2 separate regions of the Homo sapiens genome follow, and region 2 is linked to region 1. Evidence: read pairs that join two places in POLR2A ChIA-PET (ENCODE). Cell type or tissue: OCI-LY7. All regions are shown on one strand. Each heading gives the region's core, and the rest is flanking DNA. Links, peaks and the distances in the headings are about the cores only. Region 1 overlaps FOXP1 (forkhead box P1). Region 2 overlaps FOXP1 (forkhead box P1).

Region 1 (11,951 bases), core at 2,966-7,965:
CTTTGATTTTTTTTCTTTTTTTTTTTTGGAGACGGAGTTTCCCAATTGTTCCAGGCTGGAGTGCAGTGGCGCGATCTCGGCTCACTGCAACCTCCGCCTCCCAGGTTCAAGCAATTTTTCTGCCTCGGCCTCCCAAGTAGCTGAGATTACAGGCGCCCGCCACCATGCCTGGCTAATTTTTGTACTTTTAGGAGAGACAGGGTTTCACCACATTGGCCAGGCTGGTCTCAAACTCCTGACCTCAGGTGATCCGCCCGTCTCAGCCTCCTAAAGTGCTGGGATTACAGGTGTGAGCCACTGTGCCTGGCTTGATTTTCTATATCTAAAACAAAGCATGTAGGTTAGAGGATCCTATCCTATCAGTGTTATTGAGGCCCTGGAAATTATCTATTTAAATACCTCAGTTTACAAATGGGACAGCTTAAGTCATGAGTCTAGGTGGGATGGCTAAGTCCCTGGGGTTGGTCTGGGCTGGACCATAGCTATTTGGTCATCATTCAGTGGTTCTTTCTAGCTTATTTCAATTACAGAGATTAAGACATCCTGCCCATTTAGCTTTTTAAGCCTCCTCTGATGATATGTCTAAGACAGTGTTATGCATTCAATTACTTGGGCCAGATTTGTGAAGATTTTATAGCTAGAGGTCATTTTGACAAATCCTTCCCCTTGTATACATTAAAAAATACTTTAGTTTTATTGTCCAGAGAAACTGTGTTCATAGTGAAGCAACCGGCTCAAATATTAGAGACCAGATGATTTTCAAAGAGCTATTGGCTCGAAAAGGCACTTCCTGCCACAGTTTGTTAACTGATAACTTGTACTTTGCATTTGGTTCTGCTGGAGCTAGAGAGAGAGAAAAAAAAAATCCAGCCTCCTGTCTTCCCTACAGTATTACTTCTGTCAGTGGCAAGAAATAAGGCAAATAGTAAACAGTAACACACGGGCAAGGATGTCCACAATGAAAAGAAATGGTTAATGGAGTCATGAAATTTTAGAGCTGTTAGTGATCTTTGATCTTTTTACTGGGTGGCCTTGGGCAAGTTGTTCGGTTCTCTCACCCGTGAACTCCTGAGGTTTTCCATTGCTATGCATGTATGATAGACTTTTGTGGATGGTCTGTAGATTAGTGAACAGGCAGCACATGCTAAGAAAAGTCGTATCTTGGCTGGGCATGGTGGCTCACGCCTGTCATCACAGCACTTTGGGAGGCCGAGGTGGGTAGGTCACCTAAGGTCAGGAGTTCAAGACCAGCCTGACCAATATGGTGCAACCTCATCCCTCCCAAAAATACAAAAGTTAGCTGGGCGTGGTGGTGGGTGCCTGTACTCCCAGCTACTTGAGAGGCTGAGACAGGAGAATTCCTTGAACCCAGGAGGTGGAGGTTGCAGTGAGCTGAGATCGTGCCACTGCACTCCAGCCTGGTTGAGAAAGTGAGACTCCGTCTCAAAATAATAATAATAATAAAAAAAGTCATATCTTTAGGAATTCAGGTAGAGTTGAGAACAAAGCCTCGGTCTGTTTCATATACACATGAGAATTCATCAAAGGGGTTAGAATTCTGAAGGTATTGAAATAACAACAAACTCAGGTTTTTGGTTACCTGTCATCTCTGTCTTTGGTATTGAGAGAGTCTGACTCAATCTCACTATTACAAAATTGATATATGAAATTTAACAAAACCACATGAATGGATTTGTTGAAGATGAGGCTCATTTTATTCATTAATTTCAATTGGATTTGGCCCATTATTTGAAAAATCCATCTGAAGAACTATAATGAAAATGATATCTGTTTTGAAAAAAATGTTCTTTTAGGCCTAGTGGAATACTAGAATTTTTGTAAATAAGGCAGTTCTTAGTATTTATCAGACTTTAAAAAACTTCCCTTCTCAGTATTTTTAGTAGAAGGTAGAGGTGCCTGAAATCCTGTGAGCTGGACCATATGTTCTGATTTTCTATTCTCCTCCCATTTTTTTTTTTTAAGACAGAGTTTTGCTCTTGTCACCCAGGCTGGAATGCAATGGCACAATCTCAGCTCACTGCAACCTCCACTTCCTGGGTTCAAGTGATTCTCCTCCCTCAGCCTCCCAATTAGCTGGGATTGCAGGTGCCCACCACCACACCCAGCTAATTTTTGTATCTTTTAGTAGAGACAGGGTTTAATTATGTTGGCCAGGCTGGTCTCGAACTCCTGACCTCAGGTGATCTGTCCACCTGAGCCTCCCAAAGTTCTAGGATTACAGGTGTGAGGCACTGTGCCTGGCCCCATTTTTTTCTCAAGGTGCATTTCCAAGGCTTGCTCAAAGGACTCACTCTCTTCCTCTGTGCTGCAGTGACTGGCCTTCCGTGCATTATGCATCTGATAGTTAGTCATTCCATTGTCAAACATTTATTCACAGTCCTGTGCCTTTTAGAACTTTACAGTTTATTGAACAACCAAAAGAAGCACCAATTAATTGTTACAGCTGACAATTTGGAGTCTTTAGGCTTGAAATAAACTCTAATTCTGAGTGAAGTGTTTCATGGTAAGTGTCCTCCTGGTAGACCAGGGTCAGAGTTACAGAGGTAGGCATCCAGAACAACAGATTGCTTCACTCAAACACAAGGAAACGAAACCATGAAATAAAAGGTTTGCACAGATAGATCATTATGGCCAACTTTTTAAGGTCAGAAGACGGGTAATGTACTCGATTGATGCCGGCGGTAACCATGCTTGCATAATAAATTAACTTAGAGGCAGGAGACAGCGAAAGAAGGGCTGAGCACTTCGTATCTCTCTTTGTGCTGTGGTTATTTAATGCCACCGTTCACCAGGAAGGAGTCAGAGTTGGCTCCTGTTTCCTGGTGTGAAGCTTTAGTTGACACTGGTACCTATAGGATGCACATCACAGGACTTCCAGAGTGAAGGCTGGCAATGCCTGCTGCATATTTAATCGGCAGTTAGCCACAGTGTTATTAATAAATGTGATCATAGCAATTTGCATTTGCATAGAGTTGTTTTGAGAAGGGCTGACTAGAGATGGCGAATGTGTTGGTTTGTTCGTCTGTCTCTGCTCTGTCATTGCATCGTCTCTACCACTAGGTTGTCCCTTGCTGGTAGATCTGGTGAAAAGACATAAGCGTCACGCAACATTCATTGTTATGTGTTATTTGCTTACAACTGTTTTCCCTTATTTGCCCAGCCTTCCTCTTTTGATGTCTCTCATAATCAAATTGCTACCTTTTGACTTACTAGGAAGAGACAAAAACAAGGGAAATGCATCCTTCTCACCGAAGACTTGGTGAAGGGCTACTTTTTTGGCTGGGAGTTCCTTTCTTTTTAAAATAAAACTCGAGAATATGGACTTTCCGTGACCGGTTTTGGGGTGGGGCGGTGGTGGCGCAGCTTCCAGAAGGTATGTGCAGCTGGCAGGTACCTTGGGCCAGGAGAGCCAGCCGACAGGGTTCCTTTCTGGTCTGCCATGTGCTGCAGCCTGTCAGGGGGCCAGCCCACGGTGTTGTGCTTAAACTTCCAGTCTCTGGAATTTTGACTTTGAAAAGTAATTTTAACAATTTAATAAACTACATAATATGTTTTATAAGCTGGAGCGAATGATCTTAAGTATTTTGGTCTCTTTCATAACACAATGAACCTAATATTGGTAAAAATACAGATCTTCACTCACACCATAAAGAGAGGCTAGATTTAATAAGCAGTTATGAGTGCTGGCAGCTGCCTATCAGATTGTATCACTCGGGCTCCCGCATGCGAAGACAGTGTCAACTTACATTTTATCTGTGAAGTATTTTCGATGCGTTTATTTTGCCTTTCTCTCCAGTTCCTAACCCAATACAAGTAATGTAATTGGCTAAATATTTTCCACATAGCTAACTGGCTAGGGGCCAAGGTGGAAACCATTGTCTGGCTTGATGAAGATCAGAAATTAACATGACATTTACGTGGAGGTAATGGAATATATTAGTAATGTAGTAATTCAGGATGGTGAGAGACAGTGTCCATCCCTTCCTGCCCATAAGCAGCAGGAGGTGTTCAGCAGCTGATGAAAGAACCTCCACACCCCCACCCCAGTTCCCTAGTACCACACAGCAGTAGCCAGCCCATCCCTGTGTCAAATTTACTTTTAAGTTCTTCAGACAGAACTGTAAGACAAACTAATGAATTATTCCATTTGTCAATTAAAAAATAAACCCCCCAACTCCTATTTTAAGATTAAATTCCAATTAGAAGATTGCATTTAATTCAGAAGCTGTAACATTGTTTTAATGAATTCTATTGGAGGTGACAGTTTATGTGAGATAAATTTATATAGTGTAGATAGATATAAATTCATTGGATAATGTTAAACATGTTACTTCATATATATTAGCTGTGAAATTTATTTCTTCTCTGGTTAGGTCCCTAAGGAGGTAGAGTCAAAGGGAAAAACATATCTTCAAAGAAAGAACCCTTTCTGTCCTTTCAGATATTTGCTCTAAAACAGCCTTTTCTCACTTTTATTAAAAAAAAATCTGTTAAATTTCTGCATTAACTGAATTTATGATTCTTGGTGTATGCTATTTATAAAATTGAATATAGGTTTTATGATATAGGAAATTAGTCTAGGAATGAGAATATGATCCAACTTTGTAATAAAGGTAATCTGCATTTATATTGCATGTATTTTCCATTCCTCTCTAAGCCCCTTACGGGATTATACACACATTTTTCTGGACATACAAATTCACCATAAACTTTTAATGTATTGGGCAGACTTTCGTTCACATGATACCTACACAAAACATCAAACCTTTTGGCTAAATTAGAGGTGGCAAACATTCTTGACACACTTTCGATTTTATAGTTCCCCTTTTCTGTGCCCATCCTGTGCCTTGGCAGACATCATTGAATTGGTCATATTCTTTCCTTTACTGAGTGTAGATGTGGCCTCAGAATTATTCCACCTAAATTCTTGTAGGCAGGCTTACAGAGTCACCATTTACATTTACAATGCAGTGTATAAGGTATAAGGCCGGGGCTTTTGAGCGATCTTTGCAGTTTGCCTTTGTATACCCAGTACTTACCCTAATATCTGGCAGACAGTTTTTAAACAGTCCATATTTCACATATTAATGAAAGAATCTGGGCTGGGTGCTGTGGCTCATGCCCGTAATCCCAACACTGGGAAGCCAAGGTGGGAGGATTGCTTGAGGCCGGGAGTTTGAGACCAGCCTGGGCAATATGTGTGCACCACATTGACTTGTTAGGTAGTTTATTTTCTACCCTTCAACTGGTTTTTGTGTTATGTCTGTGAAATATTATAGTTTTGTAGTGTTTTTTTTTTCAATTTGCGTAACTTTGGAAAAGACGAGAATGAGTCTATGTCGCTCTCTTTTTACCTGTGTATCAACTGAGGCTCTAACATAGCAAGGAAGTGGTGATGTGAGAGCCAAACCCAGACTTTCACTCTCTGGGTGCAGTTGCTTTCTCATAGGGAGAGGCACATACATGCCGGGTGCTGACCGGTGCAGGGCAAGTTTCTTACATTTTCCTTTTGCATATTAATCTTACTTCTTATCAATACACCAAAGCAAGCTGTACCAGGGAGGAAGGCATTTAGCTATTATATTTCAAATGATATCTTCCGTGATGTAAAATTCTAGGAACTTAAACTCCATTGCATGTTGTTTTTGAAAATATTCTGTTTTCTGTTAAGTTGGTTCAAGTAATGCACAGAAGCAAAGAGAAGGAAATTTCCATTCAGTTTATATGCAGGCTGCTGAGCTGCCTGTTGAGAATTGCCGTCATTTTATTCTGTCTTCAAGAAAAGTAAGCAATTAGTACATATAAGCTATCATTTAGCTAATGTACATTTTAATTTTATTTCAATATGTTGCATATTATTATTTCTTTTGGTCATGAAAAGCAGAGTGCGGAAGAGTGACTGTGGTGAACACGTGAATTGTTACCCTCTTGGCCCGTAATAATAGGATGATACGGTTGACTTTGATTAAGGGTGACAAAATCAGCAGGCCCCCGAAACAGCAGGCCTGTTCTGATGGTGGCTTTTGGATTTTTCCCTACAGATATTCTATGTAGCACCATCCAATGGATTGGAATAGGCTCATGAGATAAAATCTTTTTATTCCTTCTGTATTCGATCAGATTTTAGTAATATTTATAACAAATAATTAGAGAGCTATTCATCAGGCACTTACTTTTCCTATGTTGGTTCAAGTATCACCTTGCTTATCTTATTGAACCTTAACAACATCTCTGTGTTCTAGGTATTATTCTGGTTTTAATGTTGAGAAGAGAGAAGGTTAGTGCATAAGTCACCTGCTCAGAATTGCATAGCAAGAGTGAGAAGTGGGTTTTATTCCAAGTTGGGCCAATTTCAAAACCTTTGTCTTAACCATGAGGACATGCTACTTCCTCATCTTTGAATAGATTCCGTGGTTCTTTAAGGTCTTTTTGATTTAGGCAGAGAAGATTTTGTAGTTTATACTTGTCTTTGTGAAAGAGGTGGAATCTGACTTATTTAAAACAGCAGCTTCATCTGCAAGATTTTTATAGAGGCAGCAATGTAAAAGGGAATGGCTTCCTCCAAAAATTTTCTCCAAAATATTCCTCACCTCCTGGCTTTTTCCTCAGTTGAAAAAAATCTCCCCAGAGTCATGCCACTGGATTCAACACTGCATTATTTCTGTGGTTCTTTTTTTTTTTTTTTTGATGGAGTCTCTTTGTTGTCTAAGCTGGAGTGGAGTGGTATGTGGTATGATCTTGGCTCACTGCAACCTCTGCCTCCCAGGTTCAAGCGATTCTCCTGCCTCAGCCTCCCTAGTAGCTGGGATTAAAGGTACACGCCATCACACCTGGCTAATTTTTGTATTTTTAGTAGAGATGGGGTTTCACCATGTTGGCCAGGCTGGTCTTGAACTCCTGACCTCAGGTGATCTGCCCGCCTTGGCCTCCCAAAGTGCTGGGATTACAGGCGTGAGCCATCGCTTCCAGCCTCAGTTATTATTCAGGGAACTTTTTTCTCCCTGTTTTAAAAAGTTGCATATTGAATTATCTAAGAGTGAAATGACATGTCAGTTGCAAGTTCCTTTATGAATCTTCAGAAAATAAGAAAAAATGTTGGGGCAGAAGCTTGATAAATCTAGAATCTAGGTGATGGATATAAGGGGGTTTACTATTTTCTCTACTTTTAAATATTTTTGACCACTTTTATTGTATAAAAGGGATATTGGGGAGATGAGAGGCTTATCTAGCTCACTGTCTAATCTAGTCGTTGATAAACCAATCACAGGCAGGATAGAACCAGGCCTCTGCACCCCTGTCCTCTACCCAACACCTGCTGGCCCTCAGCTGCCAGTATAATTTAATTGATATGGGGTCTTAGGGCAAGGAGATGCTGACCTCATCAGCCCATTTTGTCCAGGAGTAATTTACTGGACAATACAGATACAATGTCTTTAACCTGACATACCAGCAGTCCCCAAGTAACTTATAAAATGATGGCAGTTGTCATAGTTGAGTATGTATGACATGCCAAGGGCTATAATACGTGTGTTATAGATTTTTATCTGTAATCTTCCTACGGGCAGTGTTTGGAGGGCTGTAGAGGAGACCTGAATTTAGGGCCCATCAGATTTTCTTCTTTACCTCCACGTTTTGTGTTTTTCAAAGTGTCATCTCAGCACTGCCTGGGAAGCGCATTAAATACAGACTTTCGGGCCCACACTGAGACACAGGCCCTTAGACTGGTTAGGGAGAGTGTGGTCTCTGAAGTTGAGTGGATAGCCTCAGGTCCTGGCCCCAGGACTCAATAATACCGTAACCCCGACCATGTCACAACTCCTTCCAAGCCTCAGTTTTCTCTTCTGCCAAATGGGGACAGTGGTGTCATCCACACTATTGGCTGTGAAAAGTCCTTAATACAGTGCTTGACACCTTGCAAATGTTAGATATATGCTGCTTGTAACTGTATTTGAACCTTTTTGAGACTTTGCCAATTTCCTGATAAAACCAAGAATATTGAGGATGTAGCAATGAATGCTCCAGGTGGCACTATTTGGTGGGTGAAATTTAAACCTTACATATCCTTGAAGTATGCTTTTTGTGATTATTAAAAGCATTTTAAAAATAAGTATTAGAGTTTTTACTTAGATGTTTGAAAAAGAATTCTGTCATCAAAGTGTATGAGAGTTGACAAGTGTAAATATGCAGTTAGACAGTTTCAAGGGACGTGTATTATTTACTGATCAATGTACTGTCTCCTTTGGAGCCATTACACTCAGTCATTTCCTGTCAATCTCTCCACGCTGTTATAATCAGACTATGGATATGCATATTAAAATATAAGAAAGTTATTGTGTATGTGTGGTGGCAGCTTTTTAATTGTTAATAATGTTGCTGCTTTAAAAAGGTATCAGGGTAGTTTACTCTTAGGATGGTTAATATTCTGCAGAATTGCATGAGAAATTAGGGGAACCAAAATTCGAGCTGGTGGATAATGAGGCCAATAGGTGGGTGTCTGTGCTTCTAGTCGTTGCCCCGGTTACAAAAAAATGAGCTTTTAATGGTGGTCCTAATATGGAGGTAGGTTCCTTCTGTTCTTTTTTCAAATTTTTATTTATTTTTATTTTTTTTTACTACTGTGTTTTTAGGAAAACTTTTGTAATTAAAAAAAAGTTCGTGTATGTGTGTGATGGTGGGAGGCTCAGTCTAATTTCTGCCTGTAACAGGGATCAGCGAATCTTTTCTGTAAAGAGCCAGATAGTAAACATTTTAGGCTTTGCAAGCCACCTGGTCTGTTACAACTATTTACCTTTGTCCCCTCTAAGCAGCCATGGATGGTATGTAAATGAAGGGGTGTGGCTGTGTTCCAGTACAATTTATTTACAGACGCCGAAATTAGAATTTCACATGATTTTCATGTGTCACTAAGTAGTAGTAGGATTTTCATTTTCCCCCAGCCCTTTAAGAGTAAAAACTAGCTCACTGGTGGCAGGTTGGATGTGGCCCACGCGCCTATAGTTTGCCAAGCCCCAGTCTGGAAGAAGATTGGGAAGTAGTGGCGAGGACCGGCCCTTTGTTCCCGCTCTCTGGTGTTTCTGCTCGCTCACTTGCTCTTCGGTTTCTGATGAAATAATAATGTCATCAGTTTTTATTTAATGCTTATCTTGAGACAGGCTGTTCTGCATAATTATTGATTTAGAGTACAATTTAGTGAGGTCCTTCCTTTACTTAATAAAAGACAAAAATATATCTAGATGTAAAAATGAGGTTCAAGGTGAAGAGTGAAATGAAAAGGGAAGACAAGTCAAAGAAGAAAAGTAGACTTTGAAAAGTGACGTAAGGCTGGGCGTGGTGGCTCACACCTGTAATCCCAGCACTTTGGGAGACCAGATGGGTGGATTGCTTGAGCTCAGGAGTTCGAGATCAGCCTGGGCAACATAGTGAGACCCCATCTCTACAAAAAATAAGAAAAAAAATTAGCCGGATGTGGTAGCTTGCACCTGTAGTCCCAGCTACATGGGAGGCTGAGGTGGGGGGGATAGTTTGAATCCTGGAGGTGGAGGTTGCCATGAGCTGAGATCATGCCACTACACTGCATCAAGCCTGGGTGACAGAGCCAGACGTTGGTCTAAAAAAAAAAAAAAGTGACATAAGAACTATAGTCTCTTCCTAACCAGTGTTATTAAAATGTGTTGTATATCTCACTAGTGGAGGAATTTAAGGTGAATTTTCTGCAAGACAGAAAATTTAAAAAAAAATTTTAAAGTTATGTATTATTAGGCCAGGTGTGGTGGCAGACGCCTGTAATCCCAGCACTTTGGTAGGCCAAGGTGGTTGGATCACCTGAGGTCAGGAGTTCCAGACCAGCCTGGTCAACATGGTGAAACCCCGTCTCTACTAAAAATAAAAAATCAGCTGGGCATGGTGGCGCACAGCTGTAATCCCAGTTACTTGGTAATCCCAGTTACCCTAACTGTAATCCCTGTTACTGCTGAGGCCGGAGAATTGCTTGAACCCAGGAGGCCGAGGTTGCAGTGAGCTGAGACCTCACCATTGTACTCCAGCCTGGGCGACTGAGCAAGACTCCGTCTCAAAAAAAAAAAAAAAAAAAGGTTATGTATTATTTTTAATAGTGTTATATATTAATTTGTAGCAAAAAATAAACTTAGCACTTCAAGTCTGGCTTCTCAGATGATATTGCTAATTATGACATTAATAAAAATGTGAGAAGCTTAAGGAAAACTATAAAGATTACTGTGCAAGTGGTACCTGGGTGCAGCAAAGCCCTTAGAGGTGGTATTGAAGGATTAGAAGTAGGAACTTTTCTTCTAAATGTTCCTTAATTTATCATGAGGGAAGACAGCAGGCGACATGTGCGTGTCAGCTGATTGCGTCTGAAGAAATCTCTGGAGGACAAGAGTGATCAGATGTGCATGTGAACACTCTGGAGAGAAGATGCTGCAAATCCTCCCTCCTCTCTTTGCTGGAGATTTAAATCTTTTGTGTCGTAAACAGGTGGAGGAAGTCAGGGCAGGGGAAACATGGGGAAGAGTGAATTTGTGGAGTGGGGCGTTTTCATAAAACGGAGGCCTAGGTAGAAAATAGCATCGAGTGAGAAAAGGTGTGCGAAGAAGGTTTGTGGGCATTATTCTCAAGGCGCCTTTAGAGTAAGGGATGGTGGAAGCCCCACCAAGAAGTAGAAATGAAATGGGTGTTTCTCAAGAAAGGTAAGAATAATCTAGAGGAATATTTCTTTATCAAGTATCATGATAAAACTGACTTGAATATGAAAGAGAAAAAGTTTCTGATTGTCACCAAGTCAGAATTTATGAACCAAAGTATTGTTTTTGGGGTTGGGGAATAAACATTCAGAAAAGACGACTGACTAAGATGCAAATATCATGATTTCACATAAATGTCCTTTGTAATAAAAAAGGTAGGAAGTGGGAGAGAGGAGACAACAAAGATAGGCTTGTGCTGAAAGCTTTGTAAATTATCTTTTTTGTTAAGTGAAAAATAAATGCATTCCAGGATCCAAGTTAAGATGTAGAACCTTTGATATGTAGTGAACATCTACATGTGGTAATAAGCATACAGGATGTTGGCCAGACAATTTGGGCTTTAATCCTGGTTCTGCCACCTACCAACAGTATAATCTTGGGTAGGTCATATCTCTCTGTGCCTCAGTTTCCTCACCTTTAAAATAATAGTACCTAACTCATAGGTGATCGTGGGATTTAAATGAGTTAACACACATAAAGCATTAGAAAAGAGTTAGCACATGGTAAATTTTTGTAAATTACAGCCAGCTGTTAGCCCCAAAGTTTGTCCTAAGCAAAATATTTGGTTTGTGATCATTACAGCAAAGTTGCCCTCATTTCTCTAGGATGTGAACTTTTTTGTATATATATGTATGTGTATCTATCAATGTATTGTAGTGATATATGTCATGCACATTCAAAGACAGACATTCTGTGCTCAAAAAAAGAATGAAGGATATTGCCTGCCCTTCCTTATACCTTGTGCCTCAGTGTTTGAGGCCTAATTACCACTACATGAACATCCACACTGCATTTGAACAACCTGAGAGATGGTGAATTTCTATCCTTGGGAAAGACCGATATATGTGTGGCCAGCTGTTAGGGCTAGGAAGTTCTTTCTTACACTGGACTCAAATCTACCATGCATGGGCTTCCCACTCTGGTTTGGTACCTTGGGATTCTAGAAAACCCATCTCTTCTACTTGACAAGCTATGAAAGATTTGAGGAGAGTTAGCAGATCTTCTTGAGCCCACTCCAGGCTAAAAATCTCTTGCTCCTTCAGCTGTTCGTCTTTTGCTTCAATTTTGAGTGCCCTGTGACCATGTGCATTGTTTCCCACAGCACCAATAGTCATAGAGATATGTTTTATTGATGTGTCCACATTTAGATATAATTCACTTAAGGGCACT
Region 2 (11,951 bases), core at 3,998-8,997, 170 kb after region 1:
TTCATCTTTTGTAGTTTATACACCTCTCTACACATATACAAATAAAAATCCTGCTTATGAGTATAACACATATTCTCACATCTGACACACAGATCTCATTACCCCATTTTCCCGATGAAGAAAGTGAAGATCAGCAAAGTTAAGTGACGCAGGCAACTTTATAATCATGAAAAATAACATTGAGGCTGGGCACAGTGGCTCACGCCTGTAATCCCAGCACTTTGGGAGGCCGAGGCAGGCGGATCACAGGTCAGGAGATCAAGACCATCCTGGCTAACATGATGAAACCTTGTCTACTAAAAATACAAAAAAAATTAGCCAGGTGTGGTGGTGCACACTTGTAGTCCCAGCTACTTGGGAGGCTGAGGCAGGAGAGTTACTTGAACCTGGGAGGCAGAGGTTGCAGTGAGAGGAGATCGCACCACTGCACTCCGGCCTGGGCAACAGAGTGAGTCTCCATCTCAAAAAAAAAAAAGAAAAAAGAAAGAAAAATAAGATTGAATTATGCCTGCCAGTTACTTTAATTACATTGTGAGCACGAAATTTCTTTTGATATTCTAGTTGTGGGTCTCTGAAAACCTGAACCCCAGAGAAAATGTCTATAGTCTTATGTGTTATATATAGCCCATGTGGCCATCTCACGTTTCCAGAAGTTGGCTTTTATTCCATGGTCACTTAAATGACACCATTTCTTGAGTCTGGGGCTATGGCTGGCTCATACCAGATTTCTTGTCTTCATTACCAAATCTGCCAAGGGTTAGAGGTCACTGGTTTGTCCCATGACAACTCTTTCTTCCACACTGTTTTGAAGGCCAACTGCGAAGTTTGATTTTGTCAAAGTGGGAAGCGTGATATCATTAAAGCTGAAGTTAAGCAGACCACAGCCCAAGAGAGGGAATGGCACTAAGGCTCATCTGAGACCTTAATGCAAAATCGTCTTACTATCTGAAAGCGTTTTTTTTCCTTTTTTTTTTTTTTTTTGGTACAGTCTAAATTAGGACACTGTTAGTAGCGGGAGGGTAATTAGGGGTGCATAGTGAATCTCAATTCTTATTTATAAGAAGTCGACTTGATTAAATTCTTATAGCTTCCTTGCTCATTCTATTTCCTTTGCACTGTATCATAAACAATAAGATGATTTTACTTCAAGGGAACGGAAGAGTTTTTGTTCAAATTATATCTCAGTCATTCACATAAATATCAGCTGTGACACATTTCTTATATCTTCAGAGGTATGAACAAATACTATGCAGACTTGATTTGCTTGGCCGCGTGTTGCTGAACCATTGTAGTAGGGAGAGGAACAAAGATGGAGAAGAGCTGATTTTATGAAGGAACCAAAGAAGGAAAAATTGTTGCCGTTAACGTTGTTTACTGAAATTCATCAGCTTTTACTTTATTCATTCAAGATTTATTAAGTGCCTTTTGTAGACTGGGATAGAGCTTAGCAAGAGAAATGATTGATTAAATAGACCATTATAATAAAATGGAGTCATGCCTGTATTAGGACAAGTACTGTGTACAAAGGGAATAGATAACAGGGACATTGATCTAAAGGGAGGTTAGGGAGGACTTCTTGGAGGAAGTGGTATTTGTGCCTGAGTTATATGGGATGTGTGGGATTTCTTAGGTGAAAGAGGGCAGAGCAATACGGTGGTAGGCTAGATCTGTGCAGCGGCTTAGAGACAAGACTGTACAGGGTGTGTATGTGAGTGTCTGTCCGTGGTAGAATGGTGGTTCCAGAGCCGCAAAAAAAGTGCAAGCAGAGGACCAAGCAGCGGCTAACATCCAGCACAGCCTTTTGAATACCTCTAGATGCTTCCCCTTGGCCTTCCGGGCCTTAGAAAGCTAAGAAATTGTTCAGCTGGGATGGGATGTGCGTGGGTAAGCATGCAACGTTAAGCATCCATGTCAATGTTGAGATGCGTCCTAATGTCAAAAATATTAAGGTGTGACTGGGGAAGCTGTCTGGGAATTGATGGAACGTTGTACATTCACATTTTGCAAGATGAGTTTGTCTTCCCCGTGGGTAGGTTTGAGGAGAGCAAAACCAAAGGCAGGAAAGAGCCTTCACAAGGGAATTGCAGAGTCGTGGGAGGCACCCTTGTGTGGGCCGGCAAGTGTTGGTCAGGGTGAAGGAAAGAGAATGGAGTGGATGTCATTGTTGGATGTGGTGGAGGAGTCAAATGTGCCTCCAGAGTGTTTGGCCCCATTGGCTAGGCGTGTGGTGGTAGCATTCACTGAGGGAAGGCCCAAGGAAGAAGAACCAGATTGGCGGAGAAGAGGGTGCTGAAGAAGGTTGTAGATCATGGAGAGCCAATGTTACAGGCAGACTGCTTGGAAATGGGAACTGTTTGAGAAGAAGGGAGGGTGCACTCTGCCAAATGCAGCCTATGGATCAAACAAAAGGGACTGAAAACTTAATGACTTTGGCAACAGAGGTTTCAGTGGCATGGTGTGGGCTGCAGGATGTTTAGAAGATGAATAAGTGGAGACAGGGAGTATAGCAGCTCTTTACAGAAGTTTTTGAAAGGGAGGAGAGAGTAGGGGGCTATGAGACTGTGAAAAGAATTTTTGTTTCATCACTGAACAGAGATTATAAAGTCACACCAGAATCTTTCTTTTCAGTTTAATTTAAATCTTTTTTTAAATTTCAGAACTATGAATTCTGAATTCATAGTTAGCATAGTAGTTAGTAGCAACTTAGAGGCTTTGGGAATTTAGCATAGAAGTTTCTAGAAGCAGGCAAATGAAAGCACACAGCAGGCTCGATCATATATTTATGACAGAAATCTTTAAGGAGAAGACCCCCAAACAGCAACAAAAATAACCCTTATTGTGGTGGTATGGGGGCTTTTGGTGTAAAGAGAGTCAACCCCACACAGCTCAAAAAGCTCTGAGGCCATTGTGGGTGTAAGGTGTGCAATGGTTATTTGAAAATGTGTGTGTTTGACAAAGATTTCTATCAAAAAAAAGTTGTGGCAGTAAAGCGGTCAAGTGGTTTTCTAGAAAACTTCAGTTAATGGCAAAATCACGACTTCCAGTACAACTATAGGGAACAGAGTCACTTTGAAATGTTTCTGCCCTCTTTGGGGTACCCTGTAATTCTATTCTGTTTATGAATGTCCTCCTCATCCTTGAATTTGTGTGTGCTTTCCTAATGGAACACATCTTTACGCTCAGTAACCATGTTAATTTATGGTGTATTTTGGTATTCCAAGAAGTGAAAAATGGGGAGTTAATACGACTTCTCTTTGTTTTACTCTGAAGAGGTTTTTACTACCAGGACCTTGACATCTTCCACCTTAGTTTATCTTTAAGTTATCTTTAACTGGAACCATTTTGTCCATTAGCTCTATTCTAATCACCTCTCAGAATAGTCAGATTTACAAGCAACACATGACAGAGAAAACAAAAAAATCAGCCAGCTTCTCCTGACATTCAACAGCAGCCCACGTCTAAATAGTGAAAAAGTTTATTTGCTTTTTCTGAAGATGTGCTAAGTGATTTTGCAGTTAGAGTGGTACGGCCTTCTAGCACTTAGGCCTGCATTTATTAAATAAATGTGTTCTCTAACTCAAGTGTTAAGTGTGTATTATGAAACCTCAAAGCCAATTTCGGTGATTGCAATGTGCAAATATTTTTAAAATTATGTAATTAAATAGGACTTGGCCTGCAAGGTCCACCAAAGTAATTTATTAATTGAATAGTCTGATTTAATTGTATGTTATTTTCGTTTATTCAGGGAAGTGCCTGCATCTCTTGCAGAGATAGGAGCCTCTTGTATGCCTGTCACTGGAGGTACAGAGGTCCTCTCCAAGAAATCTTTAGCACCCAATTAAATATTAACCAAGAAGAGGGGACTTGTTCCTTCTGTCCCTGAAACTCTATTTTCATGCCTGAGTCTGGCGATTTTAAAGGAAAAAGAAGGAAAAAAAAAAAAAAAAACCTTGCTGGGTAGAATTATTTGTAATTCATTTTGTTTATCACTACATTTTTTAAAAATGACTTACTCTTCTTAATTGTACCAGTGTACAGGGTTATATAAAGTGTGTGTATAAAAAGAAAAGCCCCTTTAATTCAGTGTTAGCTACATCTAACTATGGCTAAAGCCACGCCGTATCTGTTTCCTTAAAATGTCATTTTAAAGGTATTGTGGTTTTGGAGCAGCAGCTGTGACTGAAAAGTATGTAAACTAAGCTGTTCTTGCTCATATCATTTTTATATTCTTATGTCAGACCAGAAGGCTGCTTTAAATTTATTTTTCATTGTGTATTAGTTCTAGAGCCTGGTTTTTTTTCTTCCTCAGGAACATATGTTCTTTGGGACGTGTTATACTCAGACACTTAAGAAAATAACAATTGTGTGGGGGGGACAGGTACCAAAATAGTTTCTTATTTGAGTATTGTATTTGGGGGAAGATTAATTAAAAAAAAAATTAACTCTCACAAAGTAGAATTTTGGGGCCTAGCATCTGTGTTTTAGGAAATGAAAGAATTCAGGCATACTGTACTAAGTCACGTGAAAGGCAGTAACTTTTAGAAGCCCAAATTGCTTTCCCAAAAGGAAAATATTTTTTGTTGCTATTAAATATAGTTTATATTGCTACTTCAGACCTTTTTTTTTTCCAGTGGGGCCATTTACTTAAATTCTTAGTTAATATTTCTGTATAGAAACGTCTTTGTCTCCAGAGCCCGCCTGTGCGAATTCCCATTTAATATGCGGTTGTGGATAAGTATTTATTCATTCCATGTGGTACTCCACACCTGATCAAGTGACAGCGTGGCGTCATGTCAGCCAGCAAAATGTTTGAGTGACTTTTGAGTAATGGTGGCATAGAAGGTAGAGGGGGTTGAAGGAAATAATAATGGGAATTTTTTTCCTTTCCTATATATTTTAGCATGTATAATGCTTCAACTCTCTGGTGGAAATTTGGAACACAGGATAGTAAAATATTCCTTTTCCTAGAGGGTAGTAAAAGTGGAGTAGAAAGTAGGAGCTGTTAGAATTTCCATGATAAATATAATTTGATTACATATGTTGGGGTGGGTTCCCTCTGAGCTGAGGATTTTACTTTGAGAGTTGTTTCACAATGGTATATTTCTTTCCAGTTTTCAGAAGCAAATTTAGCCTTAAGAATTTGCCCTGGCCAGGCGCAGTGGCTCATGCTTGAAATCCCAGCACTTTGGGAGGCTGAGGTGGGCGGATCACGAGGTTAGGAAATAGAGACCATCCTGGTTAACATGGTAAAACCCCGTTTCTACTAAAATACAAAAAATTAGCTGGGCATGGTGGCAGGCGCCTGTAGTCCCAGCTACTCAGGAGGCTGGGATAGGAGAATCACTTGAACCTGGGAGGCGAAGGTTGCCGTGAGCTGAGATCGCACCACTGCGCTCCAGCCTGGCGACAGAGCAAGACTCCATCTCAAAAAAAAAAAAAAAAGAATATGCCCTAAGAAGATTCTGTTGACTTGCCTCATTTGTACAGGCCTACATCCGGGTGCCCCAAGTGAGGGAAGTAATTTGGGGAGGAAGGCAGCTCTGTGGTGGATCCACTGTTGTGCTTGTTCCAGCCCCTCTGTCTCTTGCCGGGCCCCACGTGGGACCCGGGTAGTGGCATTCTCTAGGGCATTAGCTGGCCCTGGTGGTCCTTGCATCTAGCCTTGGAAAGGGACCTATCAGAGCATCTGGGGTGATGGTTAGAATAGTTCACAGGTACAGCACAGCTGTGGTCATCCCGATGGCCACTAGCTCTAGCCCTGGAGCAGGGCTCTGGGAAACCCTCACCATGCCGTGGAGGAGGCAGGAAAGTCCAAGGTTCTGGTCAAGGGTGTGTTCAGGAGGCTTGGGGGCAAGGGCTGTTTCCCAGCGAGTACACAAGTATTTCAGCATTTTAGCACTTTGTTCAGGCGACCCGTCTGTAGCAATTAAACACCATCCCTGAGTACCCCACCTTGTACCAGTGACGAGCCTGGATCTGCAGAAGAGAAGGGGCTTCCCAAATCCTAGATGAGATACCGGTGGGTCCAGGAGCAGAGCCGCCCTCTCTTGCCTCCTAATGAAATGATCTCTCCACTTCACTTTGCTGCCTCTTAACGGAAGTGTGGAAATGTCTCCTTTTCCACTTACTTCAAACCAGAGTTGGTTAAAAGAATTTTCCTATGAACAAAACTAAGAGGCAAATAGAAGATACCTGGGGCCTGGAAGTGAAGGACTTCATAGGAGAAAGTAAAGCTTGTTCAAGTCCAGCTTCAGATGCAATGGGCTGGCACAGTCTGTGGGACATTCATGACTTCTCCTTCTGTTCTCTGGCCTCTTTGCTGTTCACAGGATCCTCCTCTTAAATCTCCTCTTAACATGACTGATGTTCCCAGGGGCCATATTCTGTAGCCATTGCTTTTCTCTATGAATTGGGAGTCACAGGCTTGAGTTCCTGCTTTCGTCCCCACCACCTGTGTGACCTTGGTCACACAGAGTCCCCTCCCAGAGGAGTGGCTTGCCTGGACCTCTCAGAGGCACATTTTAGCTCTAAGATATTTGCTGTTCTCTCTCATTCAAGATTTTCCCCATCCATGCCTTATTCCTTCCACTTAGTAGTCTGGGTCACGCAACTGAGGCAGAAAAAAAGTCTGAATTTTGATGAAGAGATTGTCACAGTTTATCCCAAATCTGTTCTCAGGGGACATCCTTGTCTTTTTTTTTATTGGCAAAACTTGGTCAGGGAATTTCTGCTTAAATGAACCTACCGCTTCCCATTTTGAATCAGGTTTGTGCTTGCTATCATTATTAATAGGAGTATTAATTTCTGTTGCTGATAAAGCGCCCTGGTGTGGCTGGAAAGTGGTTCTGTGCCTTTTCCCCACCCAAGTGAAGAAGGACATGAAAGGTTGTACGGTGTGGAAAGTGCCTTAGCAATTAAATAAAAGGCTGGTTCATATAAAGGGGCTTGTTTCTATATGGAAAATATGAGCTTTTTCTTTTCTTTTTCTTTCTTTCTTTTTTTTTTTTTTTTTTTTTTTTTTTTACATGGACCAGGTGTGGATTAGTTCACTGAACCTTTTACCCAGCCTTATCCCAGCCTTATTCCCGCTTGTAATTCTTCTGAGGCACAGTTCAGCCAAGTCAAAGAAACATGTTATTAAAGGTGAGCTGAAAGGCATTTAAAAAATAAACAAACTGTTTAAGATCCTAAATCAGTAACAGAATCTATATGCACAGACTTGAAAAGTACAAGAAAATGTGTTTCAATGCCTTTTGGTTCCAGGCTGGATTCTCCTCTTTCCTTCTTTGAACATCTCCCCAAAGTCTTTTTTGGTAGTTGGTGGGACAGGCAGCCCCAAGGCTAACTTTGGCTTGTAGCTTTTTTGTAACTAATGACTTGCCTCCACTGAGGTAGGTGAGACCCCAATCTTATACCTACAATTCTCCAACTACTATTGAGGGGAAAAAATAAGTACTTTGATTTTATTTTAGCACTATGTTCTTAAGAAGTTTAAAATCTGATATACATTCTCTTTTATTTTTCCAGCCTGTAGCATGGCAGACAGCCAGATATATATATATATATATATATTTTTTAGACGGAGTCTTACTCTGTCACCAGGCTGGAGTGCAGTGTCATTATCTCGGCTCACTGCAATCTCCACCTCCCGGGTTCAAGTGATTCTCCTGTCTCAGCCTCCCGAGTAGCTGGGATTACAGGCTCCCGCCACCACACCCAGCTAATTTTTGTACTTTTAGTAGAGATGGGTTTCACCATGATGGCCAGGATGGTCTCAATCTCCTGACCTTGAGATCCGCCCACCTCAGCCTCCTAAAGTTCTGGGATTACAGGCATGTGCCACCATGCCTGGCCAGCCAGCTATTTTTAAGAACTTGTAGAGATGGTAGAAATGAGGTGTAGGATGTTTTAGATTTATTTAAGTTATATCATCCCTGATCGTAATAACGGCAGCCATCATTTCTTTGAGCATTCACTTTGTGCCATACACTATTCTAAGTACTTATGACATGTCAATGCATTTATTCTACAAAAGCAAATAATGCACTGTAATGAAGCCCATTTTATGGATGAGAACACTGAGGGACAGAGAGCTTAGGCAATTTGCCTAAGCTCACAAGGTCAGTCAGCACCAGAGCTAATAAGAACTTGGGCACTTGAATCCATGCTTGTAAATTCTGAACTATTCTAGTCTAAAGTATACTGTATAGTACTATATTCTGTAATACTTAGTTTTAGGTGAGGCAGCCCAAGGATGCATTAAGAAATACAGATACTCGACCGGGCACGGTGGCTCATGCCTGTAATCCCAGCACTTTGGGAGGCCGAGGTGGGCGGATCACGAGGTCAGGAGATCGAGACCATCCTGGCTAACACGGTGAAACCCCGTCTCTACTAAAAATACAAAAAATTAGCCGGGCATGGTGGCTGGTGCCTGTAGTCCCAGCTAATCGGGAGGCTGAGGCAGGAGAATGGCGGGAACCCGGGAGGCGGAGCTTGCAGTGAGCAGAGATAGCGCCACTGCACTCCAGCCTGGGCGAGAGTGCGAGACTGTCTCAAAAAAAAAAAGAAAAAGAAATGCAGATACTCGATCTGTACAACCTCAGCCTTGCCTTTATAAAAATTCTTTCCTAACTTTCAAAACTTGTTTGTTTTTGTTGTTTTTGATAGCCTGTTTTCAGCCAATGAATAGGTAGATAACAATCACTTGCAGCCTGTTGTACTGCTTTTTAAATAATTAGCTTGGCCGGGCGCAGTGGCTCACGCCTGTAATCCCAGCACTTTGGGAGGCAGAGGCGGACGGATCATGAGGTCAGGAGATCGAGACCATCCTGGCTAACACAGTGAAACCCCGTCTCTACTAAAAATACCAAAAATTAGCTGGGCGTGGTGGCGGGCGCCTGTATTCCTAGCTACTCGGGAGGCTGAGGCAGGAGAATGGCATGAATCCGGGAGGCGGAGCTTGCAGTGAGCCGAGATTGCGCCACTGCACTCCAGTGTGGGTGGCACAGCGAGACTCCATCTCAAAAAAAAAAAAAAAAAAAAGAATTAAAGTTTCATTGTGATTGTGCAATTGTACAAAGACATTCCCTTATTTTATTTTATTATTTTTGAGACAGGGTTTCACTCTGTCACCCAGGCTGGAGTGCAGTGGCACGATCTCAGCTCACTGCAACCTCTTCCTGCCTGGTTCAAACAATTCTTCCACCTCAGCCTCCTGAGTACCTGGGACTACAGGCAAGCACCACCATGCCCAGCTAATTTTTTTTTGTATTTTTTGGTAGAGATAAGGTTTCACCGTGTTGGCCAGGCTGGCCTCGAACTCCTGACCTCAAGTGTGATCACCTGCCTTGGCCTCCCAGAGTGCTGGATTTACAGGTATGAGCCACCGTGCCTGGCCTATTCCCCCATTATTAAACAGTGTCTCACTTTATTGCCCAGGCTATTGTGCGGCAGCACCATGCTAGCTCACTGCAGCCTTGAATTCCTGGGCTCAAGCAATCGTCCTGCCTCACCCTCCTTAATAGCTGGCATTGCAGGTGTGAGCCACTGAGCCTAGCTTATTCTCTCATTTTTAAAGTAATTTCAAATAGCAGAAGCAGGGAAGGAGAGGCATTTTAGGAGTTCATCTTTCTGGTCCACCTTTAATGAAGTAAGCAGCTCCTTCCAAGGGGAGCTTGAAGCCTGAATTCTTCGTAGTGAACACAGTACTCTTTTCAGAAACTTATACTTAGCTTAAAAAAATTATCTATACCTCCACCCTGCTGCCTTATATGATAGAAAAGGAGATGAGTTCAGCAACAGCTTCCTCTAGCACACTTGATTACCTTTCTTTCGCTGAAGTCCAGATGCTGAGCTTGTTGAACTCATCTGCCTTGTTCAGCCGTTCTTGTTTTAGGAGTGTTAACGTTCTTTTTGGGAAAGAAGCAGCATATGCGTACACCCTTGCCAGGCTTCCATTAAGTGTCCCTTCACCTTTAGCAAGCCCTTGGTGGACTCAGGGGAGCTTTATAGTTATTATTAACATAACAGCCTGTAAGTTGGGCTTCTTTCTAGTGAAGGAGCCAAGAGGGAGGGCCCCGCCTGGTTTTAAATTACGTAGGCTTTTCTAAATGTGTTTCTAATGGGAGCTAGAGAGGTGGTGAGCTTTGGGGAAGCCTCGCCTTGGGTCATAGTTGAGTGTAGAAGGGAGCTGGGATCTGCAGATATCAGGGAATTTAGGAAGAGAGGCATGGGAAAGGAAATGGGATGGAAAGGTGCCAGGAAAAGTTGCCTCATCATTTCCCACTTTGGTGGTGGCCAAAAGGTAAGTTTCTACTTTGAGATCACTCTCAGGCCCTGTGGGCACAGAGCTGCCAAGTTTCTCAGTTTAAGGACTAATAAAGTTGGGATGTGGGTAATTCTGGGAGACTGGGTAGTTTGAAGGGAAGGATTGTTGGAGGTCTTTCCAGCTATACTGACAATGTACATGGGTTCATTCTTGAGATGAGCGTGTCCATAATAAAATCTAGCTGTAGAGCCATTCAAGGACTTCTCTGTGTGCACGAGCATGCTAGCCATTTTACGTACAACAGTAGGAACAGAGTAGCTGGAGTAAGATACAGGAATGTTTTTGTTCCACTCATACACTGATTAGTGTTATTCACTCATTCTGTATTTACTGAACACCTACCCTGCGTAGCCACTGCTCTGTACTGGGATACAGCAAGCAAGAGGCCTGCACACTGGCTCATGCCTGTAATCCCAGCACTTTGGGAGGCAAAGGCAGGATGATCACTTGAACCCAGGAATTCGACACCAGCCTGGGCAACATAGTGAGACCTTGTCCCTACAAAAAATTGAAAAAACTAGTGAGGCATGGTGGCACGTGCCTCTAGACCCAGCTACTCAGGAGGCTGAGGTGGGAGAACCGCTTGAGTCTAGTAGTTAGTTCCAGGCTGCAGTGAGTCATGATCGTGCCACTGCACTGCACTCCAGCTTGGGCAACAGAGTGAGACCATGTCTCAAAAACAAAAAACAAACAAACAAAAAAAAGTGGGAGGGGGATGCAAATCAGATAAAATCCCTGCCTTCATGGAGTATATGTTCTGATATTTTTGTCATAAACTGAAATTAATACGACTTATCTGTTGCCTAAACTTTTTGCCCAGAACAACCAAACAGAATCAGTTCAGCTGCAGTGGGAACCGCCAAGAGCCAGATGTGGCCATGAGAGGAATATCTTTGAGAGCCTGTCATCTGGCTCCAGCTGTGTTAACCTAGGCCTGGTAGGCAGCCATGAGTTGTGTCTGCCAACTGGTGGCCAGACACTAGTGCAGGCTTAAACAATTAGCAGAATTCCTCATCCGGTGGCTGGATTCACTGTGTGTGTCCTACAGACGATCGCTGCTGTCCAAACCAGGGGACTCTGGGCAGAAACGCCCAGAAGAGAACCAAAAGTTAGCCCCTTGAGAAACCAGTCAAAGTCTCATCCCGGAACATGGAGAGGGAGGCAGGAATCGGGGAAGACCAGCAACAGTGAGAAAACAGAAGTAAACCAGACGTGGCCCTCTGCCTGGCAGACCTTAATTCTGACTGAGAACTCTTGCCTGATAGAGAACGTCTGCCTCCAGCATGCCCCTGCAGAAAAGCAAAGAGTAGAGTTTGCCTGTGAAGAAATTTTTTTTCAGTTATTTTTTACATTGTTGCCCTTTGGTGAGAATCATTTATGATGCTTTATTGGTTTTACCCAAACTGAGATTTCCATGAAAAGTATTCATTCCCACCTTTTGGAAGCAATTAGATCCCCACAAACAGGCTATAACTTTCAAATGTCTGTTATATCTGCCTTCAAAAATAAGTATATAAGTAAATAAAATGCTTCAGCCTGCCTGCATGTGGAAGATTTTTTATAAACTGTAGAGTTGCTGGTTTCATGTACCAGGCAAGTCCTGCTAGCACACGGGAAAATA

What was found. ChIA-PET counts read pairs that join two places held together with the same protein. Peaks named below come from ENCODE experiments on the same cell type or tissue, not always from the same donor. Only the 100,000 strongest peaks of a DNase experiment are listed, where the experiment ranks them.
Region 2: POLR2A ChIA-PET joins it to region 1 with 7 read pairs; 6 of 35 experiments call an interaction of 5 or more read pairs at or near these places.

The regions. Positions count from the first base shown.
Region 1 is chr3:71,480,528-71,492,478 of GRCh38, reverse strand. All of the region lies in intron 3 of FOXP1 (forkhead box P1), which reads left to right. Among named protein-coding and RNA genes, the nearest start is that of MIR1284, 56 kb to the left of the region's middle. In OCI-LY7, for the core only: a CTCF peak has its summit at 3,049; a DNase peak (open chromatin) is centred at 4,848.
Region 2 is chr3:71,310,152-71,322,102 of GRCh38, reverse strand. The region is part of intron 4 of FOXP1 (forkhead box P1); the gene reads left to right. Among named protein-coding and RNA genes, the nearest start is that of FOXP1-AS1, 26 kb to the right of the region's middle. In OCI-LY7, for the core only: no CTCF peak of the experiment used is centred there; no DNase peak of the experiment used is centred there.